Linked DNA regions of Homo sapiens: region 2 is linked to region 1. The links are chromatin loops, found by intact Hi-C in ENCODE. Cell type or tissue: endothelial cell of umbilical vein. All regions are shown on one strand. Links, peaks and the distances in the headings refer to the core of each region. The heading gives the core; the rest is flanking DNA. Region 1 has its middle 270 kb from the start of CXCR4. Region 2 overlaps LCT (lactase).

Region 1 (16,353 bases), core at 3,181-11,180:
TTCTACAGAGGTGAAACATCATCTGGGCAGGTGTCTCACCAAGGCATTCATATAATCAACTTTCACTTTAGAAAAAAGAATCCTGTTTCCAAAGTGGAGTATGGATTTAAGAGGGTGGTCACAGAAGTGAGGCCAGTTAGGAGTTAAAATCTACAATAGGATCATTCAACAAAGTATTTTTGTAAAAATAACTACACAGGGAAGTGAAAGGATTAATAAATCTAGGGTGATAAAACTGTACACTAAGCATACTATTTGTTATTTCATGTAATGTGCCCAGCATCTTTACTAGGAAGGTCTTAGTATTCCCATGTTATAAATTAGAAGACTGGGGCACAAAGAACTCAGGAAAATTTCCCAAGGCCACATGTCTAGTAAGGAACAGCAATCTGAACTCAAAGTCACCCGGCCCATCACCATACATTGCACGGAGTAGACACTCAGTAAGGGTCTGTCATGGCTAGGTGGGCAAGTGTTAGTTGCCAAGTGAGGAGTGAATATTGGGGGTTCTAAGGAGAAAGCTGTTGGAGTGGTTCTCAACCAGTGGGCATTTCACCTTCCAATCCCTGGAAGTGTCATCCAGCCTCCCTGTCTCCTGATGGAGAAACCTGAGGAACAAATACATAAACAGCAGTCTCTGGGAACATCCACCAAAACCTCGTTTACTGAACAAAGGGTAAGGGAAATGGTTGAGAATCAGGCCACGGGGACAGAGCCTGTGGATTCTGGTTGGGTCCTCTCTTTCCACCCACTCTGTCTGCTCAGCAGGACCATACATCACTTTTCCCCCAGACTGTTAATTAGAGAGACACCCGCCACCCCAACACAACACGGTAATTATGAAAACAGAGTGCTGTGCACAACATAACATGGAAATGAAGTGACATGCATCCAATTAATTAAACTTTCACAGCTCCAATCAGTCTTAATTAGAGAAGCTATCCTTTTCACTCTTCTCTTGATCAATACATGAGCTTTGCAATGCATATACATATTTTTAATCAATTAGCAAACAGAAAAAAAGAATGAGAGTCTATTGCTGAGGGTTCCATTAATTCTTCCACAAGCCATACCTGTGTGCACCGTCCATTTTTATTTTCAGAATTTACAAGGAACGCTGGATTTGAGACCCTGCAGCTTGTTTCCAAGTTTAAAAGAAAAAAAAAGAGAGCTGGGAAATGGCAGCCCCATTGTTTCCTCTTATTATTCTTGTTTATAGACCTAGATAATGCTTTGCACACTCCAGAAATTAAGAAAAGCTCATAGAACAGTGTCAGCCCAAAAGTTGTGTTTCTTCACATCATCAGTATACCACCTGTATACCTTTGACCAAAGAACAGCTCTTCCTGTCTGGGAAGGGCATCCTTCTTGACAGAGCATTCAGCTTTTGGAGGGCTGTCCACAGCTCAATGAAGACCAGATGAAGGAGACGCTAGCCCTTCGGATCAGCCAGCAATTGATGGGGTCACACATACAGCAGGCCAGATCAGCCTCATATAAGATATCGTCAGCACCACCCATCTGATGCTTCAAATAGGCTGCAGTGTGCTGTGTTCCTGGTCTATCTCCAGGTGAATTTTTAAATCTCAGCATCAGGCAAGTGAGAAAGTCGTAAGAATGGAATAAACAACACTTTAGTAACCAGGGGAGTCAAAAAGAACAGAAGAAATGAGGTGCAGAATGGGTTGGGCAGCTCAGGAAGCTGAAGCACAGACTGAGACATACAAATAAGGGTATTTTATGTTATAACCACTGTCTGCACATTAAAAGCACTAATCTGGGTAGTAATGAAAGCAAAACAAACCCCGTAGATAACCCCTGCACAAGATGCAAATAAGGAACTAAAGAGCACAGGCTGGCAAAGGTTGAAACCCCCACCTTTGACAGACATAGCTAATGGATCACAGCACCCTTTCCCACCAATTCGACATGACTTGGGACATTATATCAGTTAGTTTGACTTCAGCTGCACACAACAGAAACCTCGACTCAAATTGGGTTAAACAACATGGAAATGCACTGTCTCGCGTAACAGGAATTTAGGAAGGTCAGAAGAAGAGCGAACTTTAGGGTTAGTTGATTTGGGGGCTAAATTAAGTCATCAAGGACCTGGTTTCTCTCCATCTGTCTCTTGTTTCATCCTCAAAATTGGCTTCATCTTTAACCTGATTGAAAGATGGCTACAGCAGAAATCATATCCAGGAAGACAAGGTCCAGAGAGATAATCTTTCTCTACCTGTAGGAGAAAACTGAACTTTCCCAGAAACCACCAGCAGGCTTCTCCTGACATCTCAGTGTTCAAAGTCAGGTTGTTGCCCTTTCCTCAGTTAGCCACTGGCCCAGGGAAGGAGATGATAGACTCATCCATCTGGGCTGGAATGGATGTGAGGAATAACCATAGTGTGTCCCCTATAAAAACCTAATTCTTTATAACATTGTGGCACCCACTACCAACTACTGATCAAATTGGAACCAGAGAGAAAATGTTCTTGGCCTTCCTTGGACTGGAGAAAGAATCAACAGTGGGGACACTAGTAAGCATGGCTTAGTAAGGATGAGGGAGTGACAGAGGAAAAGGGGATATCATTTTGATTGGAGAAGGATTTGAGAATGAGTTCTTGGGGTTGAGGAAAAGCCTAGTGCCCCTTATCCCCAGAGATCTGGCATAGCCTACCTAAACTTATAAAGCAAAAGTCTTCAGTGGATGTGATACACGTACAGGGAGCTATTGTTCCATATCATGGAAGAGAAATTAGGTTACTGTGTACACTTCAGGAAAGGAGTCTAAATCAGTTGTCATCTTAAAAAGAAAGGTGAAATAGGAATCATAGATCCAGAATCCAAGATCTCAGAGAAAAACACAAGCATCATTCATGAAAAAGACATCCCAGGGTTGTGGTACCTAAAGGAGAAACATGTGCCAATCTCCTTCTGGCAAAGACCATCATTTTTCTTAGAGGCAATCTTAAAGACCCTTCTCTCTTGGTTTAAGGTAGGAAGGAAGAACCCAATAACCCCCACTCCAAAAGAAATTCTTACTCTCCCATCTCTCTCCAACTCTTCCCTTCTCTCACTTATCACCTGGAGGTGGTGATGGGCTAGATTCCATGGGGATGTTCTTTTAGCAGGTCCTGCATGTAGAGAGTTTGGTGCCTCTGTTTAGAATGTGAGGATATCTGTCGCTGCCACCTATTGTTTTCAACTTTGCAGCTTCCAGTGATGGCTGTGGGGCAGGGTGGGGGGGGGGGGGGGGCGCATATTCAACATTCTAATTCAATCATCATCAAAGACTAAAGGAAAGGAGAGAGAAGAGAGGTGAGGTTAGGTGAACATAGTATAAATGAGTTAAATCCTCATTTTTCATAGTGGGAGTTAAAAATATTATCTAACATTCATAAACCAAGAAATAGAATAGAACATATTATAAAGAGATAACCACCAAAAGAATTAAATCATAAACAGATCAAAGCAGGGGCTAGGGAGGGGTATTGACAAGGCAAGAGACTGCAGCTTCCCATCACAAGCTCTTCTGGACTACCTCCATTACTTTAATAAACACGTAAAATATCTGAGAAGATAAATATCTGTTCACTCTTGTATTCCCACTGTCTGACATGTAGTAGGTGCTCAATATTTATTTATTCATTCATTCTTTCTGAGAATGAGTCTCGCTCTGTCACCAGGCTAGAGTGAAGTGGTGCAATCTCAGCTCACTGCAACCTCCGCCTCCAGGTTCAAGCGATTCTCCTGCCTCAGCCTCCCAAGTAGCTGGGATTACAGGTGCCTGCCACCATCAATACTTTTTTGTTTTGTTTTGTTTTGTTTTGAGACAGAGTTTTGCTCTTGTTGCCCAGGCTGGAGTGCAATGGCGCGATCTCGGCTCACCGAAACCTCCACCTCCCAGGTTCAAGCGATTCTCCTGCCTCAGCCTTCCCAAGTAGCTGGGATTATAGGCATGCACCACCAAGCCCGTTTAATTTTGTATTTTTAGTAGAGATGAGGTTTCTCTGTGTGGGTCAGGCTGGTCTCGAACTCCCAACCTCAGGTCATCTGCCCACCTCGGCCTCCCAAAGTGCTGGGATTATAGGCGTGAGCCACCGCTCCCAGCATCAATACTTATTTGTTAAATGAACCAATGATATGTTCCAAATAAGAGCAATGGTTTGGCAAGTGCCCAGCTATGTAGGTGACAAATCTGTGCTTCACCCCTTAGAGCTGAACCCCCGGGCTTTCTTAGATGAGTTGGTGTCAGATCACCTGTACATTCAGCCCTGGTCTCTCTTTCTGGACCTAGTCTCTTACAAACCTAGAGGAGCAATTTTGAATGCTCTGTCGACTTGAAATTTTGACATCAGAAAAACAACTTTGCTTGCTGATCAAGTCACACAATTTTACAGTTCTCCATCAAATAAGTCCCATGACTTACTCTGGGTGTAGACCAGATACCCAGCTGAATGGCAGCATTCAGAACTCTCAACATGAGTAATCTACACACGGGGAGATCTTTATGGGAGAGTCAAAGGTAGCTGTGTCATTTGGAGCAGTCTAGCAACTTTACCTAGTGGCCTAATGCCTAGACATAATCAAGTATCTAGGACAAGTTATGCATATGCCAACTTGGTCAATGTAACCTGCCCAAGTCCCCCACCCATTCATGGACATTGACTAAGAAATGGGCATTGACCAAGGAACATTTTCAATAAGTTATTTTCCTGAGGATTTATGGGGAAAATTCTCGATGGTGACAGAATGTTCCTCAAAAGAGCAATCGAGGCCGGGTGTAGTGGCTCACACCTGTAATCCCAGCACTTTGGGAGGCCAAGGCAGGAGAATCACTTGAGCAATGGGAAAACTCCCTTGAGGATCAGTATGCTCCTGACAGGTCATGTTCTTAAGTTTCCCATTGATGGTTTCAGGAGATCTTTAAGTTATAAACAAGTATGCTAACATGTTGATTTGCAGTATCTATTGGGCAGGAGCTATCTGAGCATTAAAATATAAAAAATCAGGCTGGGCCAAATGCAGTAGCTCACACCTGTAATCCCAGCACTTTGGGAGGCCAAGGTGGTCAGATCACTTGAGGCCAGGAGTTCCAGACCAGATTGGCCAACATGGCAAAACCCCAACTCTACCAAAAATACAAAAAGTAGCCAGATGTAGTGCCACACGCCTGTAGTCACAGCTACTCGGGAGGCTGAGGCATGAGAATGGCTTGAACCCGGGAGGTGGAGGTTGCAGTGAGCCGAGATTGCGCCACTGCACTCCAGCCTGGGCAACATAGTGAGAATCTGTCAGAAAGAAAGAAAGGGACAAAGATTGAATTGGTTACAAAAGTTGTTTGCGATGATGTGATGACTACTGACATTGGGTTTGCATGTTTTAGTTAAAAGTGTGTACTATGCAATTTACTTAAATGTTCAAAATACGTGGATTGGATTAGTTGCAAAAAAAAAAAAAGTGAAAAATGTTGGTCTGATTGATTCCCTCTAGGGTGTCCTCCAAACACGAGGTCACCATCTGTCCATGAGATTCACTCCTGCTTCACTGCCCCAAATGAGTCACTAGCCCTGAGAAAAATAGGCCTATTGGCAGAGCTTTACAGGCTATCTATGAAGAAAAATACACTGTACGCTCTGCTTCAAGTAAGGTGGTGCCAGATTCTGCATCCTTTGGGGCCCAGGAACTGCCTGAGCATGTTTTTGCTGCAGAGAGACTCCACCATAAAAAATACTTCTATTCCTTCTTCCCTGTCCTTCTCCCCAGCTCACTCAAAGTTGCACAAAGGATATAGGGGTGGTGGTAGCAGACCTTATGTGAGGGTAATGCACTATTGGCCACTATACATTCTTTGCCATAACCAAAGAATGATTTTGAGGGAATCACTAGGTGAAAAAGAATATAGTAGCTAAAGCACATGCATGCAGCAAAACCCTCCCACCACAGGCTCAACCTATGATCCATCCAGTATTCATTGCTTTAAACTTCTGCTGCAGTAATCACAGGCCTGCTCCTGTTATTTGCAAAATGGGGGGTGCCAGAGACTCCATTTTCTAACCTGGTATTTTGCATCATGGCATAGACAAATGATCAGGCCAAAAGGATCCTATAGGTAAGCAAGGATGTCCAGGCAAAGGCTAGGAAAGTCCGTCCTGCTGAATTTCCAGTGGAGCCATCTCCAGCTGGCTTTGAGTATCTCAAGTCAGCTTTTGTCAAAGATAAATAAATCCAGACAGACAGCATTGAGGTGTTGTTGTTTGTACAGACCTCCCTTCATTTTTACTACAGTTAAGGTATCATGCAGTACTGCCATAAAATTGAGCAGAGGACAGCTCCAGTCATGGGCTCAGAGATCACAACCCTTTTTCACACAGAGACTTGTGCTAACAGCCACTGCAACATCTGTGTATTGGTCAGTAGCAAAGGCATCCCTCCTGGGGTGAGAAGACAACAGGTTATTTGAATTATCTCCTTTCTAGTCTTCCTCTTTCCATTTATACTTCCTGAAGGCTCACAGAACCACAAAGAGGAGACCCCACTAATGGTTTGGGGGTACCACAATTGCTGCTGTTTCCACAGTATACCACAGATTCAACTTCAAAGAAAGAATACCCCTTGCTGGTTAATGTTAGCTAAGTGGAGGAAGCAAAGGAGGAAGAGAGACAGTTGTATAAGACAGAGAGCCCTCATGCTAGTTTAGTTACTCGTTTGTCACAGTGATTTACACTGGGGCTATTCTTGCTTCATTTTCACTCCAATAATGAGCCATTTATGAAAGACTACATGGTACTTGCCTGTTTTATTGCTACAGAGCCCAGCAAGATCCTCAGAATGTTTTCTCAGCAAGCAGAAGATATCCCTCTACATCTTGGGACATGAAAACAGTTCTTGTAGATGTTCCTGAGATTTATAGGTTTGGCTCAGAGGCAGAGACTCTGGCAATGAGCTGTAGTGGGTCTGCCTCACCAGCAGAGAGTGCCCTGTTGTCACTTTTCTCTCCTATTCTCAGGGCTAGGTTGGATGTCGCTCTAGAGCTTGGGCAGAACCAAGAGTCAAGGACGGTACACAAATGGGTTTTTTGTTTTTGGTTTTTAAAGAATGCCTCCTAGCATGATGTCAGACTTGCACCATACATAATTATTTTGCTTTGGGCAATGTCCTTTGACCCAAACTATTGTCAATCCTAACCAAAGAGTAATTTTCTGAATGTTGTGCTTTCATTATTATGACAGCTGCTCATGTTTGCAAACCACTTATTTCAAAACAACACATCATTCAGATCTCCATGATTACAGATGCAGGGACAAGGAGAGAGAAGTGACTCTCTCACTAGCCCATCAGGGCTCCTAGTTCTGACAAGATGGTCATAGCTATGGGCTTCCCATTCCAAAGGCCCACTCCCACCAGCATTCCCTCCGCTCATCTAATTCCAGTCTTCCCAATCATCTTCTTCCAATGGGAGGATAATGGTGACAAATACTCCAGGTCACAGAGCTTTCACCTATGTTAATGGAATGAAGAGGTTGGGTCATTCCTGTGGCCAAAATCTTAATTTAAAGCTGGGGTGGCTGTAGCTCAGATGGTCTATAGCCATGCCTCTGAATTTTATCTGTGTGTAAGACTTACTGGTTCATCAGAACAGATGCTGTCCAAACCTCTTGTCGCAGCCACCACTTTCTTCTTTCACCTCTCTCCAAAGTCTCCCATATCACACTGCCATCCATTTGGTTAGTAGTTTTCATGCACAATCCTTTCCATTTTTCATCACACTTTCACTGCATGATCTCATTAGAATCTCATAATGCAAACTCAAGGTAAGTAGAGAAGGTGTTAATGAGCTTTTCCACTTACCCCAGGCAATAGTTACTCTGTTCTGTGTTCCCATATGTTGCATATTCCTTTATTATAGACATTTTTGCTATAGTGTAGTTATTCCTTTACCAAGTTCTACCACTGTGTGTTTCCTTAAGGCAAGAGTACAGATCTATCTTAACAGGCTTATTGCAGCACCCACCCCCGCCCCCCGCCAAAGCTTTGCAAAGTCCTTGAGATATAGTAAGTATTGAATAAATGTTTGTTGATTTGAATTACTATACCCATTTGACAGATAAGATAATCAAGTCATACAGAGGAGCTAAATAATACAGATGCTACAGCTACTGCTTGAAATGAGTAATGGAAGAACAGGGGATAGTACATGTATGGGCCAACTCGAGGAATAAACAATCAAAGAGAAAACATCTATTGCATTCTGACTCTGGAACAAATGCCCTGAAGAGATATAAAGATAAAATAACAAGACATGATCATAGTCTGAGACTCTCGTCCAGTGACTGGTGGGCCCCTTTAACTACTCTGTATCTCAGTTTTAACTCATTCAAGTGAGCAGGCTGAAGGATAAGATCTATTATGGCTCATTTGCATAGGCTCCTCAGTATTCTGGTTGAGGAAATGCTACGTATCATCTATTTGCACAGATGGACTATAGACATGCCAGCATACGTATGGCCATGGGATTAACAAAACATGCCACATGGGCAAATAGAATCAGGTTGAAAGAGCAGTCCAGACCACCCTGAAAAAAAAAAAAAAAGGCCTAAAGGAAGAGAGAACTTGGAGAACTGAAGAGTGAAGCAGGCTTTATAAGAAGTGAGGCCAGGGCTGTGGCTAAAGTTGAAATTTATACAGGCAAGAATGACTGACGGGGTGGAAATGAATGGAGGGGGTACACAAAGTGTGTGTATTTAGAGGACAGTAATATCAGGAAGCAGGGCAACTACTTTTCCAGTGGTCTATGCCTGGATGTGAAGGGAGGTGTTTGAGGAAAAAAGAAAGCCTGTCTCCACTTCAGTCCAGTGTTATTTCATCTCTCATCTGAACTCCATTCCTGTTTCATTTATCTTGCTGGTCTCCCAATCTAAATTAGGTTTTGCCCCATTGTACAGTCTCACAGCATTCTGAACTTTAACGTCACAGCAAAAATCTTAATTATACATGCAAGTAAGCTGTTCTTTCTCTATTGCCTCTGTCTCCTGCAGGACTGAAAGGTCTTTGAGAGCAAGACCTGCAACTGTTTTATTCACTGCTGAATCCCTTGCACCTAGCATATAGTAGGTGTGCAGTAAATGTCCAGTGAACTACTACATGAAAATCAGGAATATATGAAAAACATGTCTGTCTGATGGCAGGGCCGCCTTCCAGGGCACAGTTGCTCTGGCTGCCTGGGCAGCTTAACTCAAAGTCAAGTGAGGTCGTCAGTGACAGGTGCAACCACCACCCAGGCCGAAACTTTGGAGTTTGAGTGTCACGGAGAGTGAGAATGTCCTATTTCTGTTTGAGAAACACCACCACCAAGTTTCGTCAGCAGACCCTGCCTTTGACGCTGCACCACATCCCCTCCCCATTTCCTCTCAGTCAAAACGGAAGATGCTTTTCTTTCCAAACAAACTTCTCTTGAGCTTCAGGGCCCTCCCAGACCTCCCTAAACCCACCAATCCCAGCACCCTGCCTCCTACTCAGTCCTGCAATGAGTGACTTTGTCTGTACTCATTCAGATCCATACACACCCTGTGGTCGGCTGTGTTTGTTTCTGTTTTTAAAGGGCTGAAGCAACTGAGTCTCAGAAAGAGCAGGTGACTTCTTGAAGGTCACACAGCTAAAAGCCCCGTCAAGGGCATCCAGAGCATAAAGCTTTGTCATGACGCTAGTTGCTATTTAAGTGCTTGCTAGACTCTGCTAAGTGCTTCCTCACATGACCCCTGCCGATCCTCACACCAGCCCTGTGAGATGAGTATATTATGAAGCCCAGTTTATCAGAAGGCCTAAGTCACGAATTAGTTGGATAACCAGCTCAGGGTCACTCTGCTTGAAGTCACAGATCTGATTCTAACTCGGGACCGAAGCTGACCACATAGCCTCAACTCTCCCCTACATACTCATCACATGGCTGCTGGATGATTTTTCTCTGCTTCAGATTCTCACTTATTCCACTGGACGCTCCTTGAGCAATGGAGTCACATGGTGGGACAGGTGGCCCCTGGTCACTGAAAGGCATTCCACCCAGAGGGACCCAACTTCAGGAAGTAACAACCTCTAGCACCCCCACACCTGCCTCCCTACTTTTCTCCACGCCCCTTCTTTCTTGCTCTCCCATCCACTGCAGGCCCCCACCAGGCCTTTCCTCCCTGAACCCAAACTCTCCTCCTCCCAATTATCTTCACACCAAACTCAGCTGGTTTTCTAGGGGGATGCACCTGACAAGCACATTGACTGTGACTAGCACAGCACCTACCCCAAATATGGGGCATCCCTTTACAATTCAAGCACATCTTATTTCAGCCAAATCTACAGGGACCATTTCTGTCAATTCTGTAGTAAAAATTTTATAGCCCGGGGAGTTTCTCCACCAGGGGCACATGTACTTGCATTTTAACACAGAAAAACCTTAGGAGGGAGAAGAAGGCCCCAAACATGAAGGCTGTAAATATGGATGTTCACCTCTTAACCTCTCCTGGCCCCAGCCCTCTGAAGCTGGAGACTTAAGAATAGCTGCTATAGGGGGCCAGACATGATAGCTCAAACCTGTAATCCCAGCACTTTGGGAGGCCAAGGTGGGAGGGGATTACTTGATGTCGGGAGTTTGAGACCAGCCTGACCAACATGGAGAAACCCTGTCTCTACTAAAAATGCAAAAATTAGCTAGGCATGGTGGCGCATGCCTGTAATCCCAGCTATTCAGGAGGCTGAGGCAGGAGAATCGCTTGAACCTGAGAAGCAGAGGTTGTGGTGAGCCAAGATCATGCCATTGCACTCCAATCTGGGCAACAAGAACGAAACTCCATCTCAAAAAAGAAAGAAAGAAAGAAAAGCTGCTATATATCAAGCATCTACTCTGTGCCTTGCCGGCCATTTTTACTTGACCCCTAAAACCACTCCATGCAGTAGGTTGCATTGTCCCAGATTTACAGGTTTTAAAAAATGAGATCCAGGCTGGGCACAGTGGCTCACGCCTGTAATCCCAGCACTTTGGGGGGCCGAGGCAGGTGGATCACTTGAGGCCAGGAGTTCGAGACCAGCCTGGGAAACATGGCAAAACCTCATTTTTACCAAAAAAATATGAAAATTAGCCAGGCGTGGTGGTGTGCATCTTTGTCCCAGCAACTTGGGAGGCTGAGGTGGGAGGATTACTGGAGCCCGGAAAGTCAAGGCTGCAGTGAGCTGTGATCGCACCACTCACTCTAGCCTGGGTGACAAAGCGAGACCCTGTCTCAAAAAACTAAATACATAATAAAAACGAGAGCCAGAGAATAAATAACTTCCTGACTCCAAAGCTTTGCGTATTTGCCACTACAATTGGCTGCCTCCCTGATTCTCTTGGTGAGACTTAAGATTTTGCAAAGCAAAACCCAGCTCTTACCTTCCCACCCGATGCAGGCTAGAGGTTCGATCAGGGAGCCATTTATATTCAGCAGATAGTAGAGCCTGCGTACGATGTACAAGCAAACATTTGTATTCTAATCTGTGATTAGAGTTCTACTTCCAGCTCTGGAGTTCTTACTATATAATTGTGCCCACAAATCCAGTTTGATTTGCTGTTCTGCTTATTTATTCTTTGCATTGGAATTGTTTAGAGTCATTGGACTAACCAAAATTTTTAAATGGCAAATTAAACAAGAGGTGAATGTGCTAGCGTTGGAGCCATATTGATCCAATAGAACACGAAACAGGTCTTTTAATGTATGGATGAAATCTCCAAAGCTATTGACAATTTTCTGCCATGCTTTTTAATCATCACATGCTTGCTCTGGCTTTTGAATTGCCTAACCTTTGGGTGGTAAAATCACAGCATGTTATTTTAATCTCTTTATAATGGACTAGAGTTCACTTCAAATAAACATGTCTCCCTGTGCCCTTGGTAGGAGGCAGGCAGGGTTGAGAGGCAGGGAGTGTTGAGAAGCAGGCTCGTAGCCACATGGATTCCCCAAAAAGCCTGAACTGCACTCTCCATCTGAAAACCACATGGGCTTCTGGGCCTGCTGCTCTTATCTCTAACACTGGGTTCCCAAAACACAGTCCCTGGAGCAGCAGCAGCAGCATCACCTGAGAAACTGTTAGAAACGCAAATTCCCAGTCCCTTACTCAGACCAACCCCCATGTCATGCCATACAGTGGCTTACCAATAGTATTCACACAATAAATATGTATGGCTTACTGAGTTCCTAACACAGGAAAAGGGAACAGAACAGCAATGAGTATAATGGAGCACAGAATGGACCTTGGATGTCTTCGCTTCACATTTGCCTGGGGTTGGCTTCTATTCCCCAAGACAGGGGTTCTCTAACTTGAATGTGCATCCGAATCATCTTAAAACACATATTTCTGGGCTTCACCTCCAGAGTTTCTGACTCAGCAGGTCTAGCTGGGAGCCAAGAATGTGCATTTTAACAAGTTTCCAGGTGATGCTGATGCTGCTGGCACACCTCACTTAGAAAGCCACTGCCCCAGAGGCAGGAGTCACCTGTCTCCAATTTCTGCCTCTTTTTCTGGCCTTGGATACTATACATATTTTTAAGGCCTTCCCTCTCCAAACTTCTCAAAACTTGGCTCAAAAGATTATCTAAAGGCTGGTCCAAAAATTACTAAAACCAGAAGAAGAATGGATGTATTCTCTTTAAAGAAACAGACAGGACTCTGTCTTAATAAGAGAGCAGTTACTTATTCAAGAGCTAGGAAAGGAGGGATGGCACTGTTGTTAGGGATTCATGGTCAATTTTTTTCTTCCATGCAGGTAGAGAACATGGGTTCTTGATGTCTGGTTTCTTTTTGTAAGGTTGCTCCAAGGTCCCTGGTAGGCTTTAGGGTTTGCCCAGCCACAAGATGGCAGTACTCAGCCAGCATTCACATGAAATGCAATACTGGCCCCCAGACTCCTCTTGCTCTTCAGATGATACCCAGAGCAGTGAACTGATGCATTTGATGCAACCAAAATAGGCTCATTTTCCTCCTGGGAAACCTGGCATTGAAGAAATTCTCCATCTAGTAAACTCAGACCCGGGAACAATGACCCTAAACAAGATTACATGCATGCCATTTAGTGTCTAAAGACAGAGCCGTTTCCCACACTCAAATGAGGAAACAAGAGGCTAACTGGTCATATGGTACCAACAAGACAATGAGGCAGAATAATAAATCTGTGGGCCTCCCCAAATATCTGTGAATATGTGGCCATCTCAGTTACAAGGCAACTAATGGTGACCTAAAAATAGATATCCATTGAAAGATGCATTAAAAATGTTATATCCTAAGCAAAGTGGAAAGTTGCCTCAAAATATATTCTCTGATGGTTAGTCAAAACACGTTGTATTATAAATAAATAGCAAGCATCATTTTCCCATGTCAAACGTGGCGACTCATGGTTTGTGAGCTACAATAGTACTTACTAGCAATAAGCATCTGTGAAATGAAGGGGCTCCCAACACATCCAGAATGTATGGTGGCACAATGAGAATTCAGAAAATGCCATTCTCCCCTCTCTGCTCAATCTCCCACCGCTGTCATCTTTACTACAGGCTTGATCTGAATTTAAATACATAAGATTTGGGCTCCACCCACATACTTTCCACCCAAGTATCTCAGAAACTGATACTCATGATTCCCGCAATTCCAATGAAACTGTGGTTTTGTGCTGAGATTATCTGAATAATTGCTTCCATTTTTCTTGGCCTTATAGACAGAACCCCTAAATTTTGTAAGACCCTTTTCTTCATCTACTGTTCACTAGACCAGTTGTTTCCACGCTCAGCTGATCAACAGAATCACCCACGGTCTTATTTTGGTTTTTAAAGTACAGATGCCATATCACCTTCCACCTACTGATTTTAAAATTTTGGAAAGGAGGTGGCAGAGCTAGAAAGTGGTGTTGGTTTCTAGCATATGTGTAGGAATAGTAACCCAACTGAGGGGGTTCCAATGAGGTTTAGAAACAGCTGCACTAGGCAACACTGCTTTTCAGACCTCAGAGCACTTTCTCACCATATTCAGAATGTCCCATGGGAGCAGTAGGAGGGAAATCTTAAAACTCTCCAGGCTCTTCTTTACAGAGAAGGGATAGCAAGAGACGTGCCCACAGTCCGAGAGACTCATACAGGCAGATTCAAACTTAAGTCCTCTATTACTAGTTCATCCTGTTCTAGCCTTTAGAATTTTCTCACTTTCAGCAGGGCCCAGTGGCTCTCATGCCTGTAATCCCAATGTTTTGGGAGGCTCAGCCAGGAAGATGGCTTGAGGCCAAGAGTTCAAGACCAGCACCCGCTTAGGCAACATAGCAAGACCCTGCCATTTAAAAAAAAAATTTTGCCAGATGTAGTAGTGCACACCTGTAGTCCTAGCTACTCAGAAGGCTGAGGCAGGAGGATTGCTTGAGCCCAGGAGGTTGATGCTGTAGCGAGCTATGATCACGCCACTGCACTCCAGCCTGATAGCAGAGCAAAGATCTCATCTCTAAAACAATAATAAAAAGCATTTTCTCATTTTCTGTGGGCCTTGTAAATCACATTTACCAGACATAGGATTGCATGGCAGACAAAGGCCAATATTCCTGTCTGTCGCTGTGCACTACTCCAGTCAGATAGATCCTCACCAAGGCCTTGTAATCCATCCCAGAGTCCTGGCAAAGCAGCCGGGAAAGGAAATGAGTGAAAACAAAGACATATGAGCAAAGGGTCAAGTTGCCAGAACTCTTTGAACGGAAGAATCAAAGACTCAGGGAGGAGTTAATCACGTCTCGGAGGGCACTGGGGGCTGTTGGGGCAGCAAGGCCCTGAGGCAGCTGGTGGGGACCAGCACTCACGCCCACACAGAACATCTGTTCACACCCATGGAAGTGCAGCGAGCTTTTGTTTTTATTAACTGAAAGAGGAGGAAGGCATTTGGTTGGGGTGGAGTTGGTAAAAGTGAGTAAATTGCAAGGTTTGTATTGGCACCTCCCCACAACCAGACCTGGGGTTTGAGTCTCTGTGTGGAAGGGTGGTTGTCAGACTTCGGAGATGTGGCTTTCATGAGAAGCTTTTACAAATGTTTTAGGGAAGCAGAGCTGCTCCTAGATCCAGGTGGCACAAAGGTGAGCAGGAAACCTGAATTAGTCAGGGTTCAGGGAAGAGGAACCACTGTGAGTGATATAAAATAAGAGATTTATTATATTGGGGGAGGTGAGAGACCCTTCTGTGCAGCCTGGTCCCTCTGTGTCTAGTGTTGACCTTGAAGTTGCTGTAGGTCAGCTGGATTGGCAGTCACAAAGCAAAGCTGGTTGTCGACAAGAGCAAGGACAAACTGAAGCCCACAAGGATGAAGTGGGACCTGCATCTATCACCTCCAGCCTCAATGCGATGCCCTGGCTGAGCTGCAGGATGCCAGCCCCTTCACCACAAAGCTGCACACACACCTGGCCAAGGACTCAAAGAAGCAGGAGATTGGTGAGAGTCACCCCAGCGAGACAGCTGATCAGTGACAAACATGGGCAGGCTGCCATGGCACCTACACTGATCAGCAGTGAAAAAACACTATTGCTGCTTTACTCCCGCATTACAGATCTCACGCAAAATATCTCTCGTGAGCAATGCTATCCTGGACCTATAGAGAAAAGGGAATTCTCCAAAGGGTAATTCTCACTTAGCTAGCCTAACACAATGCAGATCTGTGACAAGATTGTCTCCATGTTCTGGTACCTGAAACTGGAAGCTTTGGGCCCACCCAGCATTTCATGCATCTTGGCATGAACTCTGGAGTACTCCCAGCGGGCACTTTGAACAGGAAAATCATTGCAGCTCTGTCAATCAGCTTCCTGAGTAGTAGATAGCAAAAAGTATGAGCTGAGAAGGAAGAACAGAACATGGCAGACTGTTTCCAGAACATATGAGGCCCCATTCAGGGATTTTGCCAAATAACTAGGGCATACTTTGGGCAGGAGGGCACTTAGAGAGTGGTACCATTGTAATTTGTACATAAATGGAGTTCTGATCTCATTTTGTATGCAGGGCTGGGCATGCCTGGACAAGTTGGTGACACAAGTAAGTGACATATAATGAGAATTTCATAAACCCAGAGATGGAAAGAGATCTGAGACAGTCATTTCCTGCCTCTCCCCTCTTCTCTCTTCTCCTTTCCTCTTCTCTTCTCTCCTGCTCATAAGCATCCTATGTTTCCATCATACCAAGCCACTGGCAGGTCTCTGAACACACCACACTCTGACATGCTTGGACCTTGGCATTTGTTATAGCCCCAACATGGAGAGGCCTCCACCCCTCCTGCCCTTCCTCACTCCTTTTTCCTTGAATAACCTGCGTTCAAATTTCAAATCTC
Region 2 (16,353 bases), core at 3,562-11,561, 590 kb after region 1:
CACACATGGACCAATGTGCTTGTTTTAAGCTAAGCGTTATCACAAAAGAGTAAACGTCCTGACTTGAGACTCACCCAGTGAAAGAAAGGAGGCTGTGAGTGCTTGACTGAATGACTTAATAAGACCATGTCTTGTCATCTTGAGATTGAAGGTGCGTGGAGAGCAGATGGCAAAGGACTCAGCATTTGGGACACGTTTTCTCACACACCACTGAGGGTTGAGAACGATGCCATTGGAGACGTGGCCTGTGACAGTTATCACAAGATTGCTGAGGATCTGGTCACCCTGCAGAACCTGGGCGTGTCCCACTACCGTTTTTCCATCTCCTGGTCTCGCATCCTCCCTGATGGAACCACCAGGTACATCAATGAAGCGGGCCTGAACTACTACGTGAGGCTCATCGATACACTGCTGGCCGCCAGCATCCAGCCCCAGGTATGGTGGGTCCTGGCAAGGCCTTGGGAAAGTCCACATGCAGGAACCAGCAGGGCTGGGGGAGCACATTTATCATGTAAACAAAATGCTGGTTTCAAATTTAGCTTTTGTTGTTATTGTTGTTTTTGAGACGTAGTCTCGCTCTGTCACCCAGGCTGGAGTGCAGTGGCGGATCTCGTTTCTCAGCCTCCAGAGTAGCTGGGCTTATAGGCACGCATCACCATGCCCAGCTAATTTTTGTATTTTTAGTAGAGACGGGGTTTCACTGTGTTGGCCAGGCTGGTCTCAAACTCCTGGCCTCAAGTGATCCACCCGCCTCGGCCTCCCAAAGTGCTGAGATTATAGGTATGAGCCACCGTGCTCGACCTCAAATTTAACTTTTTAATTGTCAGTGAATTCATATGATGCAGAATTTGAAAAGCATAAAAGAGTTTCCTTCCCAACCTTGACCTCAGCCATCTAGTTCTCCCTGAAAGCAATTTACCCTTTTCCCAAAAGAAAAAGAAAAAAATCTTTGAGCCTTTTTGTCTCATAAGTCACTCTCAGGATTTGCAGCAGACGTTGATGCTGGCACATCTAACCTAGGGCTTCCCATGGAAAGCATGACTGATGCAACAGCTGATCTGGCTTCTTCCCAGGTGACCATTTACCACTGGGACCTACCACAGACGCTCCAAGATGTAGGAGGCTGGGAGAATGAGACCATCGTGCAGCGGTTTAAGGAGTATGCAGATGTGCTCTTCCAGAGGCTGGGAGACAAGGTGAAGTTTTGGATCACGCTGAATGAGCCCTTTGTCATTGCTTACCAGGGCTATGGCTACGGAACAGCAGCTCCAGGTAAGTCCCAGCCCTGGCTCATAGGCTCTTTGAATCATGGCATTCTTAGCACATCAAGAGTTGAAATCCAGATGGCACAGGACGAGGCAACCAAGAAAGCCCCATGGCAGAAACCCTGCCTCTTGCTCAGGGCTGTAGAGGTTTCCCTCCTGGCATTGCATTGTTAAACATGAATTTCACATCTCAATTCCTCAAGGTGGGTTCATTTCTTTGCTCTGTGACTCTGATCGGCCTCAGGTGGGAAGCTCTCTGAGATCAGAGATGTGGGCAAATTGATGTGGGGAAGGACAGTTTGTCAGGCTGTACAGGTCTACAGTCTATTTCCACAATTCCCAAACCCCAAAGTTTCTGACAATTGGTTTGGCTGACCTGAGCTCATTTAATAGTAGTGAAACCTGACTCAAACCAACAGGAGGCTGCTCATGGTCTTTATCGCACTGAGCAAACATTCCTAAGTTCTGCTGCAGAGATATCAGTGTGCTTGACTATGGAGAGCTAGCTGTCTGCGGCCCATGGGGCTGATAGGTACTTTTCTCAAAGGAAACATTTAATTCCAAAACACATCTGACCCTAAAAGATTTTTTTTCTTTTAACTTTGGTTGACATGCAATAATTGTACATATGTATGGAGTACAAAATATATTTTGATACATGTATACAATGTGTGATGATGAAATCAGAATAATTAGTATATTCATCACCTCAAACATTCATCATTTCTTTGTGTTGGGAAAATTCGGAGTCCTCTTTTCTAGCTTTTTGCAAATATACACTAAATTCTTTTGTATCATTATTTTTTATTCATTTTTTATTTTTTTGAGACAGAGTCTAGCTCTGTTGGCCACGCTGGAGTGCAGTGGTATGATACCAGCTCACTGCAACCTCCACCTCCTGGGCTCAAGCAATTCTCCTGCCTCAGCCTCCCAAGTAGCTGGGATTACAGGCATGTGTCACCATGCCCAGCTAATTTTTGTATTTTTAGTAGAAATGGGGTTTCATCATGTTGGCCAGGCTGGTCTCGAACTCGTGACCTCAGGTAATCCGCCCGCCTCAGCCTCCCAAAGTGCTGGGATTACAGATGTGAGCCACTGCACCCAGCCTAAATTATTGTTAACTACATTCACTCTACAGTGCCACACATCACTAGAACTTCATCTTCTTATCTAGCTTAACTTTGTATCCGTTAACCAACCTCTCCCTGTCCTCCCTCCCTACTACCCTTCCCATCCTCTAATAATCACAATTCTATTCTCTGCTGCTAGGAGCTCATCTTTTTAGCTCCCACATGTGAGTAAGAACATGCAGTATTTGCCTTTCTGTGCCTGACTTATTTCACTTTACATAATGACCTCCAGTTCCAGCGATGTTGTCACGAATGACAAGATTCATCCTTCTTTATGGCTGTATAGTATTCCATCATATATAGATGCCACATTTTCTTTATCCATTCATCTGTTGATGGACACTTAGGTTGATTCCATATCTTGGCCATTGTAACAGTGATGCAATAAACACAGAGGTCAAGGTATTGATTTGGTATTCTGACTTACTTTCCTTTGGATAAATACCCAAAAGTAAGATTGCGGGATCCCTTAGGGTTTTGAATAAGAAATTGTGGACCTATTTTTGTGCCTTGAGAACCATCCAGTTTCCCTTTTATCTAGTTCTGAGTTAATAAGAATAAATTTGTGTTCATTCATGTGATTCCTCAGAACACTGTGTAACAGCTGGAAAGAGCCACCAGGAGATGTGCCTCAAATCGTTATCAGAGGCATCTCCATTGGTCCTAGTTCGCCCCTTTGGTTTACACTCCTTCAACACATGAGAGGCGCCTCTCTTGCAGCATTCACTATCAGGGTATCTCCGTGTCAGCTGGTTGCATTAGCTACATTCTCCAACCCAAATGATCACAATGGGTCCCCAAGGAGCTCCAGATTATCAACTCCTGTCAATTCATTTGAGCCCAGGAGTTCAAGGCTGCCGTGAGCCATGCTCATGGCACCACTGCACTCCAGCCTGGATGACAGTGCATGACCCTGTCTCAAAAATAATCATAGGCCGAGTATGGTATCTCACGCCTGTAATCCCAGCACTTTGGGAGGCCAAGACAGGTGGATCACCTGAGGTCAGGAGTTCAAGACCAGCCTGATCAATATGGTGAAACTCCACCTCTACTAAAAATACAAAAATTAACCAGATGTGGTGGCATGCGCCTGCAGTCCCAGCTACTCAGGAGGCTGAGACAGGAGAATTGTTTGAACCCCTCGGCTCACTGCAGTCTCCACCTCCTGGATTCGAGTGATTCTCCTGCCTCAGCCTCCTGAGTAGCTGGGATTACAGGCGCCTGCCACCACAGCTGGCTAATTTTTTGTATTTTTAGTAGAGACAGGTTTCACCATATTGGGCAAGTTGGTCTCAAACTCCTGACCTCAGGTGATCCACCTGCCTCAGCCTCCCAAAGTGCTGGGATTATGGGTGTGAGCCACCCTGCCTGGCCTGGGTTGTCTTTTAAGTTTTAAAAAATCATTTGTACATATAGTCCTTTCTGAATATAACATTGGTTTGAAGCTAACTCAATAGAAAGAAATTCCATCTCTTTAGTCTCTCTAGTTTGACTATAGTAGCTAACAGAGCTGGGCTGCAATGTCACACTTCACCTTTAGGTGCCACCATCTGATTTGATTTGCTCCAGCCTAAGCATTTCTTAAATTGGGGGCTTTAGATTCTGCGATAGGTATCTCTATTATGGGTATTTTGCCTGAGACGTACGAGCCACTCTTCTGGAGGAGGGGAACAGAAGCCAACATTTATCAAGTGGCCTTCCCTCTTCCAGACACAGTGCTGCTGTGGGCGGGTTTCATACACTGTTTCATTTCCCTCTCACAAGCACTCTCTGCTGCCCATTTCACCAAGGAGGAAACTGAAAGGCTGAATTACTCACCCAAAGTTACACAGCCAGGTAATAAGAGGGAGAGCCAGGGTTTGAATTCCAGTTTTCCTAGTGTCAGAATCTACACCCCTTCTCCCAAACACAGAGGGGACATCTGCAGGCAGGGACTAACAATCTCAGTCACATCCATTCTATCCATTCTCTGTTGACATCCATGTGTATGTTTCCAGGAGTCTCCAATAGGCCTGGCACTGCCCCCTACATTGTTGGCCACAATCTAATAAAGGCTCATGCTGAGGCCTGGCATCTGTACAACGATGTGTACCGCGCCAGTCAAGGTGGCGTGATTTCCATCACCATCAGCAGTGACTGGGCTGAACCCAGAGATCCCTCTAACCAGGAGGATGTGGAGGCAGCCAGGAGATATGTTCAGGTCTGTTTTTCCTCTGGGCGCTTGTTCTTACTCTTGTCCATCTTTCCTTCCAGCCTAATGGAAACAGATTGTGAATCAAAGATTTAGGGTGTGGTGGCTCATGTCTATAATCCCAGCACTTTGGAAGTCTGAGGCAGGAGGATTTCTTGAGGCTAGGAGTTTGAGACTAGCCTGGGCAACATAGAAAGACCTTGTCTGTGAAGAAAAAAAAATTATTAGGGCATGGTGACACACACCTATAGTCCCAGCTGCTCAGGAGGCTAAGGTGGGAGCTTGAGTCCAGGAGGTCAAGGTTGCAGTGAGCCATGATTTCGGCACCATTAAACTCCAGGTGACAGAGGGAGACCACCCCCAACCCCCAAAAAGAAGAATTATTAGGATCTAAGCCTAGTTTTGCTATTGCCTGATTTTGTGAGCTTGGGAAAATCATCTAACTTTTTCGTACCTTAGTTTCCTCAACTTCAAACTGGAGATGTCCTGCCCACCTCAAAAGTTTGCTGTGATGAAAGTGATAAAGTCTGTGGGGTTAAGTTGTCTTTAAGTTTTTAAAAATCATTTGTACAGGTAATTCTTTCTGTAACATTGGTTTGAAGTTAACTCCTAGAGAGAAATTTCCATTTCTTCAGTCTCTCTGGTTTGACTATAGTAGCTAACAGAGCTGGGCTGCAGTGTCACACGTCACCTTTAGGTGTCACCATCTAATTTGATTTGCTCCAGCCTAGGCATTTCTTAAATTGGGGGCTTTAGATTCTGTGAAACTCATTAGTGCCCCTAATTTGCCAACTCAATGAGTTTAAGAACAGCATCTTTCAGTCATGGAATTTCACCCAAGGAAGTAGAGACATTACTAGGAAGCCGACTGGGCAAGGTGGCTCACGCCTGTAATCCCAGCACTTTGGGAGGCTAAGGCAGGCTGATAACCTGAGGTCAGGAGTTCTAGACCAGCCTGGCCAACATGGTGAGACCCCATCTCTACTAAAAATATAAAAATTACCGAGGTGTGGTGGCACATGCCTGTAGTTCCAACTACTCTGGAGGCTAAGGCAGGAGAACCCAGAAGCTGAGATCACCATTGCACTACAGCCTGAGCAATGGAGAGAGACTCCATCTCCAAAAAAAAAAAAAAAGGAAGCAGGTGCCAGCATGGCCTACCTTTATTTCCACCTGAACCCCTGACTGACAAGAGGAGAGAAGGAAAAGAATGATCCTCGTTCACGGCACAGCTCCTCTGGCTCCTCCTAGAAAGGGATAGAAGGTGCTCTCTCCTACATTTTGCATCAGGAAGGAAAGGCAAGGGTTTCTCTCTGGATTGGTTCCCACTTTGGGCTCCGTGGAAGAGTCTGCCAACTGTGGCACTATAACTCTCTCGGGGGAAACACCATGGGCCTTGGTTTGCCAAACTCTTCACAAGAGAACTTGACAAAGATAGTCAAATTAATAAATGCAACGAAGGGCTTAATTTTCTGGTCTGCTAGCCAGCTGGGGAAACAGTTTTGAAACAAAATTAATGTATCCCTCATTTCAGACTCACAGAACTGGTGATTTAGAACAACATTTCCTTTTTTCCTGAAATCAAAACTTCAAACGTCAGGAAACGTTAGGCTGTCATATCATTAGATTGAGCCACTTACTGGTGAACTGTGATACTGCAGCCATGGACTATGACAGATGCATCTCTTATTAGAATCAGCTTCCACGAAAATATCTAGTGTGTTACCTTGGAGTGGGTGCATTTAAGCCTCTTTACCAGGGCATGTGTGTTCCATGCCTCATCTCTGACCATGAGTGGAAGCTGCCCTCACCCCACATTCCCAGCAGCAGCCAGTGGGTGAGGAGAGGATTTGGAGAGACTACAGAAGGCTCTCAAACCCCCAGCATCATAGTGTTTGGGTGCCACGTATCCCCGCACATGATAAGGATGGCCTAGGCCTCATTAGAGAAAATAGGTCAAACGGTTCCCCACTCTGGGGCTGTGAAAGCCCATTAAGAGTTATACTTTGCCCGGAAAGTCAGGAAAGCCTTGCATTTCAGCCCTCCCCAGAAAGTTCTGTTTGCTCCTTGGGCACTTTGATGAGGAAGTGCAGCCGCTCAGTGGTGAGAAAGAGAACCGGGAGCCTGGAGGCTTGTGGGTTCTCCCTTCTCCTCTGCAGGACCCATCCAAGGGCAGCCAGGAAGCATTTGTTGAGCACCAGGGCCAGTGCCCAGGTCAGTTACTGTCACCTCAAGCTACAACTATGAAGAGGTGGCCCTGTCCTCAGTGCAACAGCAACTGAGCAAGCACAGACCCAGCTGGGAGACCTGTGGACACTGAAGCTGCAACAGGCAGGAGCCACAGGGAAGAGAGCTTAACCTGGGGGTCCAGGAAAAGGAGGGAGGTTGTGAGGCCAGGCACTTCTGAGCGGGGACGATGCTGTCTCTTGCTGTGCCCACCTGTAACGCCTGGGCTGTCTCCCCCACCCTACCCGCAGTTCATGGGAGGCTGGTTTGCACATCCTATTTTCAAGAATGGAGATTACAATGAGGTGATGAAGACGCGGATCCGTGACAGGAGCTTGGCTGCAGGCCTCAACAAGTCTCGGTAAGGGCCTGGTGCCCGCAGTGGTGAGGGCATGGGCGTCGGGGTCACAGAGGCATGTCTCGGGCAAGTTACCATGACTGAGCTTCTTTGCTTGCTGGGAAGTTACATGTGATCATATATGTAAAGCTTAGCCCAGCACCTGGCACTGCTATATGCTTGACAGAGGGGTTTGCTATTATGGTTATTATATTGTGGAACAGCCAGGAAATCTGTTCCAAGGCTATCCACCTCTGAGCAACCCCACTATGCCACTCCACAGACAAATCCCAGCTCATCCTATCCTATTTCATCACCGCACGTGTGAATGTGGGTGGCAGTGGCTGACAGTCAGGCGTGTGCTTTGCATCACTTGGCCAGCAGGTGGCGATGGTCTGCACCAAAGCGTCCTTCCTTACCCGCCCGCCCCTTCTTGTCAAGGAAGGAGTAGCAACATTAGCAGCCAACGTTTACCCATCTTCTGTTGGTATCTTTATTTCTATTTAAATACGAGTAAAGTGAGGCGCAAAGATTAGGGCAAGATCACCCAGCTATTAAGAGATAGAGCTGAGATTTGCAGCCAAGCTGTCGGCCCCCAGGGCGCATGCTGGGGGCTTGAGAATCATGCAGGTGGGGTGAGAGGTGTGGTGTGAGGAAGCGCAGGAAGCGGCAGTCACTGCCCACGGGAACATGCCCACCGCTCCAAGGCTGGCGGGAATCAAGTGTGAATTCCCAACATAGTCTTTGAGTCCTGCCCCTAGACGCCCCCATATAGTCCAGCTGAGGATTAAAAATCCAGCTCCCAGGCCGGGTGCGGTGGCTCACACCTGTAATCCCAGCACTTTGGGAGGCCAAGGTGGGCGGATCACTTGAAGTCATGAGTTCAAGACCAGGCTGGCCAACATGGCGAAACCCTGTCTCTACTAAAAATACAAAAATTAGCTGGGTGCGGTGGCGGGGGCCTGTAATCCCAGCTACTTGGGAGGCTGAGGCCAGAGAATTGCTTGAGCTCGGGAGGCAGAGGTTGCAGTGAGCCGAGATCATGCCACTGCACTCCAGCCTGGACGATGGAGCAAGACTCTTTGTCTCAAAAAAAAAAAAAAAAAAAAAATCCAGCTCCCACCTCACAATGCACACCCTGGCCTAGTTAGGGTAAGTTCCCCAGAGCAGGCTGTGCCTAAAGGTCTGATCTGCGAACTGTGATCTCCAGCAAAACCGATGAGCGCCCGGCCCATCTGCACAACTTTGCCGAGCACCTACCATTTGCCCGAGCCAGGGCCAGGGGGAGGGGTCCATGGAAGGAGAGGATTCCATTCGGCTCCTCAAGCTGCTGACAGATCAGCTGGAAAGACAGTTCTCCATCCCATTCCCCAGGCTCTTCAGTACAAAGAAAACTCAGAAGATGAGATCAGGGTAGGCTGGGTAGACCCAGGAGATTTCATGGACAAGGCAGGACATCAGCTGAGCTGGGCCTTGACAGGGGATAGAATGTGGGGGATTGCAGGTCATTCTTTCCACGGGGCAGAGTTGTGAAGACAGGCCTAGAGGTAAGAATGAGTGGGGGTGCCAGAGCTGAGAGTGGGGAGACCAGCCCAGCAGCAGTGAAGGGGCTGAGGCCACATGGTGGAGGGCCTGGAAGCCAAGCACAGGGCCTTGGCTTTGGTGCCACAGGCCATTGCTGGCTTCTGAGCAGAAGCGTCAGGGACAGGAGGAGGCTGTGCTTTGGTTTTCTCCCATCATCTCAGAAACCCCAGGGAAGGAAGGTTCTTGATCCCTCAGGTTAATGGTAGCAGAAAGGTCAAGATGAAAGTGTCAGAGGCCTCAGCAGGGCATCTCTGGGCCACACCTAAACCAGAAGCCCCAGGTCTCCCTGTGGGCATGCGCATGCATTCAGGATCACCTGTACATGCTGCACACAAGTGTATTAGTCAGGTTCTACAGGAGAGGCTTTTCACTCAGAGTGCCTGGAAAATGCTCCATCTACAGGTTAAGAAGCCAAAGTTCCCAGGCTCACAAGTAATCTCAGCACTTTGGGAGGCTGAGGCAGGAGGATTGCTTGAGACCAGGAGTTCAAGACCAGCCTGGGCAATATAGTGAGACTTTGTCTTTACAAAAAATTTAAAAATTATCTAGGCATGGTGACGCACACCTATATTCCCAACTACTTGGGAGGCTGAGGTGAGAGGATTGCTTGAGCCCAGGAGACTGAGGTTGCAGTGAGCTATGATTGCACCACTGCACTCCAGCCTCAGGGGGCGTGCAGTGTCCTCAGGAGGACAGGGCGAGACCCTGTCTGGGAAAAAAAAAAGGAAGAAAGAAAACAAAGTTCAGTGAAATCGTGAGAACTGAGAAATTCAAACTCAAATACTCAATTTGCAAATTATTTCCCCTGCTACTTTGAAGATCTTGAAGCTATTATTATTATTATTATTATTATTATTATTATTAGAGTTGGAGAAAAGAGGCATGCCTAAACAAACCCCAAGAGGAGCAGAGAAACTTGGAAAGGGCAGAAAACGGAAATACAAATTACACAAGATACAGGGCCGGGTGTGGTGGCTCATGCCTGTAATCCCAACACTTTAGGAGGCTGAGGTGGGCGGATCACTTGAGGTCAGGAGTTCAAGACCAGCCTGGCCAACATGGTGAAACCCCATCTCTACCAAAAATATAAAAAATCAGCCAGGAGTTGTGGCAGGCGCTTGTAGTCCCAGCTACTTGGGAGGCTGAGGCAGGAGAATCACTTGAACCCAGGAGGCGGAGGTTGCAGTGAGCTGAGATCGCGCCACTGCACTCCAGCCTAGGTGACAGAGCCAGACTCAGCCACAAAAAAAAAAAATTATACAAGATCTAACTTTACAAACATAGGGGAAGAGTCTCAGATATGTACCTCAGGCATGCTCTTGATTTTGAAATCTGTCATAGATGCTAAATATCAGAATTTGCATATGTTGTTTGAAGGAAATTAAAAACTGTTTATGCATGTGTGTGTGTGTGTGTGTGTGTGCGCGCGCGCGCGTGGGTGCGTGTGTGTGTGGTCCTTCAGGTTTCAGAGGCTCTTGTAGAGACCTAGGGAAGCCAGGTTTATGGTCTGGCTGGAGGAGCCGCAGTGCTTCCTGCACCGCCTGAAGGACCTCTTCTCCTTCCCTGCCAGTTTCCCCTACTCACTGCCAAGTGCCTGGGGTTCGGAGAGCTCCCCCGCCCCAGCCCTATGACGTTCTCTTCTCAAAGCATGGCTCTCCCTGAAGCCCTGCCCTCAATGGCTTCTTCCACCCAGGCTGCCAGAATTTACAGAGAGTGAGAAGAGGAGGATCAACGGCACCTATGACTTTTTTGGGTTCAATCACTACACCACTGTCCTCGCCTACAACCTCAACTATGCCACTGCCATCTCTTCTTTTGATGCAGACAGGTAAGTCCACCAACAGGGAGCCCGGAGCCATCTCTGGAAAAGGCAGAAAGGTGCCCTTGGCTGTGCTCTCTGAGGCCTGCCCAGCCTCAAAACAGGGCCTCCAACGCCGAATGTGCCGGGGTTTGCAAGATGCTCGCCACCCCACAGATCCCAAGGAAATCTCCAGCAAGCAAGAGGGAGAGAAGGCCGGGGTCTCCAGGGCACCTCCCATTAGGGCACATGTGCTTGGCTTTTTGTTTTTTTATTTCATTTTTAAAATTTATTTATTTTGCGTTCTTTTTCACAGGCTGCTTAACTCTAAAAATGCTTGGTTGTTAAAAAGGATTTTCAAGAAAAAAATTGTTTAGGTTTTATCAAAATTCGCTTTAATATTAATAAATATTACAATAATACAAGAGTAAAATTTTATTTTCTCTTTTTAAACAATGCTTTTATGAAGTAGAGATAGTAAAAGATTTTGGTTCACCTTTTAAGTAACAGTTTTTATTTTATTTATTTTTTTTGAGACAGAGTCTCGCTCTGTCACCAGGCTGGAGTGCAGTGGCACAATCTTGGCTCACTGCAACCTCCACCACCCGGGTTCCAGTGATTCCCCTGCCTCAGCCTCCAAGTAGCTGGGATTACAGGCGCGTACCTCCACGCCTGGCTAATTTTTTTTTTTTTTTTTTTGTATTTTAGCAGAGACGGGGTTTCATCATGTTGGCCAGAATGGTCTCGGCTAATTTTGTGTTTTTAGTAGAGACAGGGTTTCTCCATGTTGGTCAGGCTGGTCTCTATCTCCTGACCTCAGATGATCCCCTTGCCTTGGCCTCCCAAAGTGCTGGGATTACAGGTGTGAGCCACTGCGCCCAGCCGATTGTCTTTTTCTTTATGATATCTATTTATCTAGAGACTTTTTCATCCATATCCTGTATTGTTTTTTAAATTTCTCTAAGTTAATTTTCACCTTTCTCTAGTACCTCCTTGAGTAGTTTAATAATCAACCTTCTGAATTCTTTATCTGGCAATTCAGAGATTTCTTCTTGGTTTGGATCCATAGCTGGAGAGTTAGTGCGACCTTTTGGGGGTCTTATAGAACCTTGTTTTGTCATATTACCAGAATTAACATTTCTGGTTCCTTCTCATTCAGGTAGACTGTTTCAGTGGAAAGATCTAGAACTCAAGGGCTGCCCCTCAGATCCTTTTGTCCCACAGGGTGATCCCTTGATGTGGTGCTCACCCCCTTTCCCTAAGGATGGGGCTTCCTGAGAGCCAGACTGCAGTGATTGCCATTGCCCTTCTGGGTCTATCCACCCAGCAGAATTACTGGGATCTGAACTGGTGCTGAGGAATGTCTGCAAAGAGTCCTGTGATGTGATCTGTCTTCAGGTCTCCCAGCCATGGATACCAGCACCTGCTCCAGTGCAGGTGGCAGGGGACTTAAGTGGATTCTGTGAGGGTCCTTGGTTGTAGTTTTCTTTCGTGCACTGGTTTTCTCAAACGCTGGTTATGCGAGCAGTGAAGTTGTCATGTGGACAGACTCAGGACCTCTGGTTAGCCAGGATGTTGCAGGCAGTGGAATTAGTTGTTGTTTTCTCTTTCTTTGGAGCAGGGTTCTTCTGTTATGAGTTGCTATAATGGCGTGAGTTGGTTGGTCTCCAGCCAGGAGGTGGCACTTTCAAGAGAGGAGGTGGCACTTTTGAGGTGCTTTCCCCTTCCACTGCCACCAGCTGCGGTAGTAGAAGGGGGATTACAAGGTTGCCCTACGTTGGCCAGGGTATTTGGGTTTCTCAGGTTATGGGCGGGGCCATAGAGCTCCCAAGAGTTTATGTCTTTTGTCTTCAGCTACCAGCAAAGGTAGAGAAAGACCATCAGGTTGGGGCAGCATTAGGCATATCTGAGCTCAGACTCTCCTCGGGTGAGGCTTGCTGTGGCCACTGTGGGGGAATAGGGGGCTGGTTCTCAGGCCAGTGGAGTTCTGTTCCCAGGGGTATTATGGCTTCCTCTGCTGTGTCATACAGGTTGCTAGGGAAGTTGGGAAAGCTGGCAGTCACAAGCCTCACCTAGCTCCCATGCAGCCAGCAAGGCCAGTCTCACTCCTGCTGTGCCCTGCCAACAGTGCGCAGGGCAGAGATCTCACCCCAGGCCACAAGCCTTCTCTCTGAGAAAGCAAACAGGGCTTTCAGGCCTTGCCCCTCCCCACCTGCCCACACTGTTGGCTGTGGCTTCTGTGCTTTTATCTGCACTTCTTGTTTGCCCCCAAGATTCTGCTCAGGAAAATTCATGCTTCTAGTTGAAATTAATAAGTTGAGCTAGAAGCTTCCTTAATCCTGCCCCTCCCTAATTCCACTGGCTTCCTTCTACAAGGACCCCTGTAGGATAAAGTCAGGAATGGCTTCCCTGGGCTCAAGCTGGGGACAGGGAGTGGCTACAGGGCTCTTCCCACTGCTTCTTCTACTTTTACATTTCACTTGGCTCCCTAAATCCACTTGCGCTCTAGGTAAGGTTAAATCCTTCTCCTATGATCTGGATGTTCAGGTCCCCAGAGAGGATGTGTGTTCAGAGGCAGACTTTCCCCTTCTCACACTTTGGGAACTCACAGTTTTGCAGCTGTCTCATGGAGTTTGCAGTAGCATTCTGCTTCTTTCAAAGGTCTGTGAATTCTTTTGGTTTTTCTGGTATGTTCCAGCAGTAGTTCTTGGAGCAACAGTTAACAATGTGAGTCTCCACACACTGTTCTGTCCATCCAAGTGGGAGCTGTACCTAAGTCCTGTCTCTTATCTGCCATTTTCAGAAAATCTCATTTTGTTCCTTTTCCATCAAGCATCTTTCCACACCAGTAGCTCTGACTGTGTCCAGGTTCTTTCTTTGAAAACCAGCCCCTCCACTCCCACTGTATCCTGAAACCCCCAGAGTCAGGCTCACCAAGGGGGCTGAGGAGACTCCAGAACACCCCTCTACTCCTTCTGATTCTCCCTCCCTCTTATGAGCCCTGGGGCTGTCCCTGGGAAGACCTCCACTAGTGCTTATGAAATGGCCCACATTCAATTCAGCTGAGTCAGATAAATCCAGGTGCTGATAAAACCAACATTTTTTTTTTCCCTGAAAGATCTGAGTGTAGGAAGTGTCTAAATTCTTGGTTCTTATTTGACATATGTGACTACAGGTGATCAGGCTTCTGTGGCCTCCCCCAGCAGGCACCCCTGTGGCAGGAGCTGTCCACCTCCTCGTCCATCACTGAAGAGAGAGGCCAGGCTCTTGGACACTTGAAGGAGGTGCCAGCCTGTCTGCTGCCTGTCTTCACACAAAGCAGGGCCCCTACAAATATTCGTGCCTGTGGCCTCACCCGTGGTCTGCAAGTGGCATTGACTAGACATGGGTGACTTGGGGGAGCCCATTCTCTGAAGACACAGCACTGGCGTCCATTGGAAGCCTGGAGCTGGGGACCCATAGCCTTTCATAGCTGGTGTAAGGAGCCATCTATTCAGAGTAGTGGAGGGCTGGGCTCCATGAGCAAGACCATTCTCTGCACAGGCAGAGAAATTGAAGGACGGAGAGCTGAGTGGCTTGTCCAATGCTATACAAGCACAGAGTGCAGGCAGCTAGAACCAGCGAAAGGAGGAGAATTTGAGGCAATTTGATTCTTCTGGGTTTAGTATGATTCTTAAGGCTAGACAAAACCTAAGGCTTTTCCTGGTCTAAGTCCTGTTTTGTGTTTCGTGTAAAGGGCCTCTTGAGATTTACAAAACAAGACCTCATCTTTAGTTTTTGAACTTGTAGAGGAGTTGCTTCCATCGCAGATCGCTCGTGGCCAGACTCTGGCTCCTTCTGGCTGAAGATGACGCCTTTTGGCTTCAGGAGGATCCTGAACTGGTTAAAGGAGGAATACAATGACCCTCCAATTTATGTCACAGAGAATGGAGTGTCCCAGCGGGAAGAAACAGACCTCAATGACACTGCAAGGATCTACTACCTTCGGACTTACATCAATGAGGCCCTCAAAGGTACGACGGGCCCGCCCTTCCCCAGCGTGCACCTTCCCCTGTTGGAAACATCTGCTATTTGCAGGAGTGTGATACAGCGTCCTTGGGCCACAGTAAGAAGAGAACGATAAGCCTTCTTGCTCCTGTGGGGGTTAAGCTTTGCTTTAGGGCCGCACTCTGAGTTTTTTTCCTTCCTATGTCTAAGCTCAGCAAGCAAGCCCAGTGGCCTGATGCCACCAAACCCTAGTTCCTGGCCTGAGTCACTTGCTCCCCTTGATCCTCCCTGATGTCGGAACAGCAGTGCCCTCCTGAGAATGGTCTGGGTAGGGCCCAGGAGGAGTAGGCTGTGTGGTTGCCTGTAGGGTCTCTTAGTCTCCGAGCAAAAGTTTGAGGCTCTTGGCTCAGCCCTAACAACTTGAGATGGGACCATGAGGATAAGAGAATGGAACAAATGCTGAGTAAAAGAGCAAGCAATGCACCAGCAAAGGAAATGATTAGAAAAATCCTACCCAGCTGAAATATATTCTATCTAAGGGCTATTTTCTACAGGGAGAAGCATTAACATTCTAAGGCACTGACCAAGATCATGGATAGAAGTGTAGGTGACCCAGGGAAATTAGTCCACCCATGTTCCCGACTCCCATTCAGGGCTGAGCCTTTCTAAAGATGCTGGTGGCTCTACATCTCCATCCACAGAGGACCCGCTAACAGTCACTGCATGCAAAGAAAGGGGCAGCTTTCTCACAGAGCTAAAGCCAAAGCTTACCGCCATCTGTGAAGGCGGTGGGGAGAGCAGTAGGCAGACCTGGCTTCCGAAGGCCTGGCAGGAAGCTGCCTTATGAGATAGGAAACTTATGCCTAGTCCTCTGTGTTTGAGCAGCTGTGCAGGACAAGGTGGACCTTCGAGGATACACAGTTTGGAGTGCGATGGACAATTTTGAGTGGGCCACAGGCTTTTCAGAGAGATTTGGTCTGCATTTTGTGAACTACAGTGACCCTTCTCTGCCAAGGATCCCCAAAGCATCAGCGAAGTTCTACGCCTCTGTGGTCCGATGCAATGGCTTCCCTGACCCCGCTACAGGGCCTCACGCTTGTCTCCACCAGCCAGGTGAGATGTGGCTCTGGGAGGGAATAAAGCCTAAGGGTGAAGGGCAGGTGGAAGGGCCTCTCTCAGTCTGTTTTCTTCTAGTTTATTACCCTCCTCTCTGCTGCCCCATCTCCTTCATTCATTCAACAAATGTTTATTTTCTTTGAATGCTCCAGACATTTCCTGGGGTGGAACAAAGGACACTTAGGGTCAATGTTACACCTAGAAACCAGAGCCCTGACCTGGGAATAAGCAGGTCTAGACTCTTCTTCCAGCCCTACCACTAACTTGCTGTGCACTCATAGATAAGAAACCAGGCACATGCTTCAGGGCAGTTATAAGGATCAAATAAAGGGACCATGAAAGTACAATGCCTGCACCATGTGGGTGCCCCGTATTTGTTAAATGTAAGAGTATAAATCACTACACAAATGTAAATGACAATTATCCAGTTTCAATTATACAGGCTGAGAATCCTTCATCTGAAAATTCAAAATCCAAAATACTCCAAAATCTGAAACTTTTTGAGCATGACTGGCATGACAACACAAATGGAAAATTCAACACCTGACCCCATGTGACAGGTCGCAGTCAAAACACAGTTAAAGCTTTGTTTCATGCACACAATTATTTAACATATTGTATAGAATTACCTTCACACCACGTGGATAAGTTGCATATAAAACATATATGAATTTCATATTTAGACCTGGGTCCCATCCCCAAAATATCTCATTATGTAT

Evidence for each region. A loop is a pair of places that touch in the nucleus more often than their neighbours do. Peaks named below come from ENCODE experiments on the same cell type or tissue, not always from the same donor. Only the 100,000 strongest peaks of a DNase experiment are listed, where the experiment ranks them.
Region 2: it touches region 1 in a loop (12-fold over the local background); 6 of 110 quality-filtered maps call a loop at or near these places.

What each region holds. Positions count from the first base shown.
Region 1 is chr2:136,375,476-136,391,828 of GRCh38, reverse strand. It overlaps the pseudogene RN7SKP141. Among named protein-coding and RNA genes, the nearest start is that of CXCR4, 270 kb to the right of the region's middle. RefSeq lists enhancers at 15,911-16,140, 16,211-16,290. In endothelial cell of umbilical vein, for the core only: a CTCF peak has its summit at 6,969; a DNase peak (open chromatin) is centred at 6,978; H3K27me3 peaks cover 337 bases.
Region 2 is chr2:135,788,849-135,805,201 of GRCh38, reverse strand. It overlaps LCT (lactase), which reads left to right. Exons shown (of 17, transcript NM_002299.4): 10 at 145-435; 11 at 1,074-1,272; 12 at 4,393-4,595; 13 at 7,064-7,173; 14 at 10,427-10,561; 15 at 14,321-14,544; 16 at 15,404-15,631. Among named protein-coding and RNA genes, the nearest start is that of LCT-AS1, 23 kb to the left of the region's middle. RefSeq lists enhancers at 6,748-7,271, 7,272-7,793. In endothelial cell of umbilical vein, for the core only: a CTCF peak has its summit at 7,520 (motif pointing right); DNase peaks (open chromatin) are centred at 7,541 and 10,231.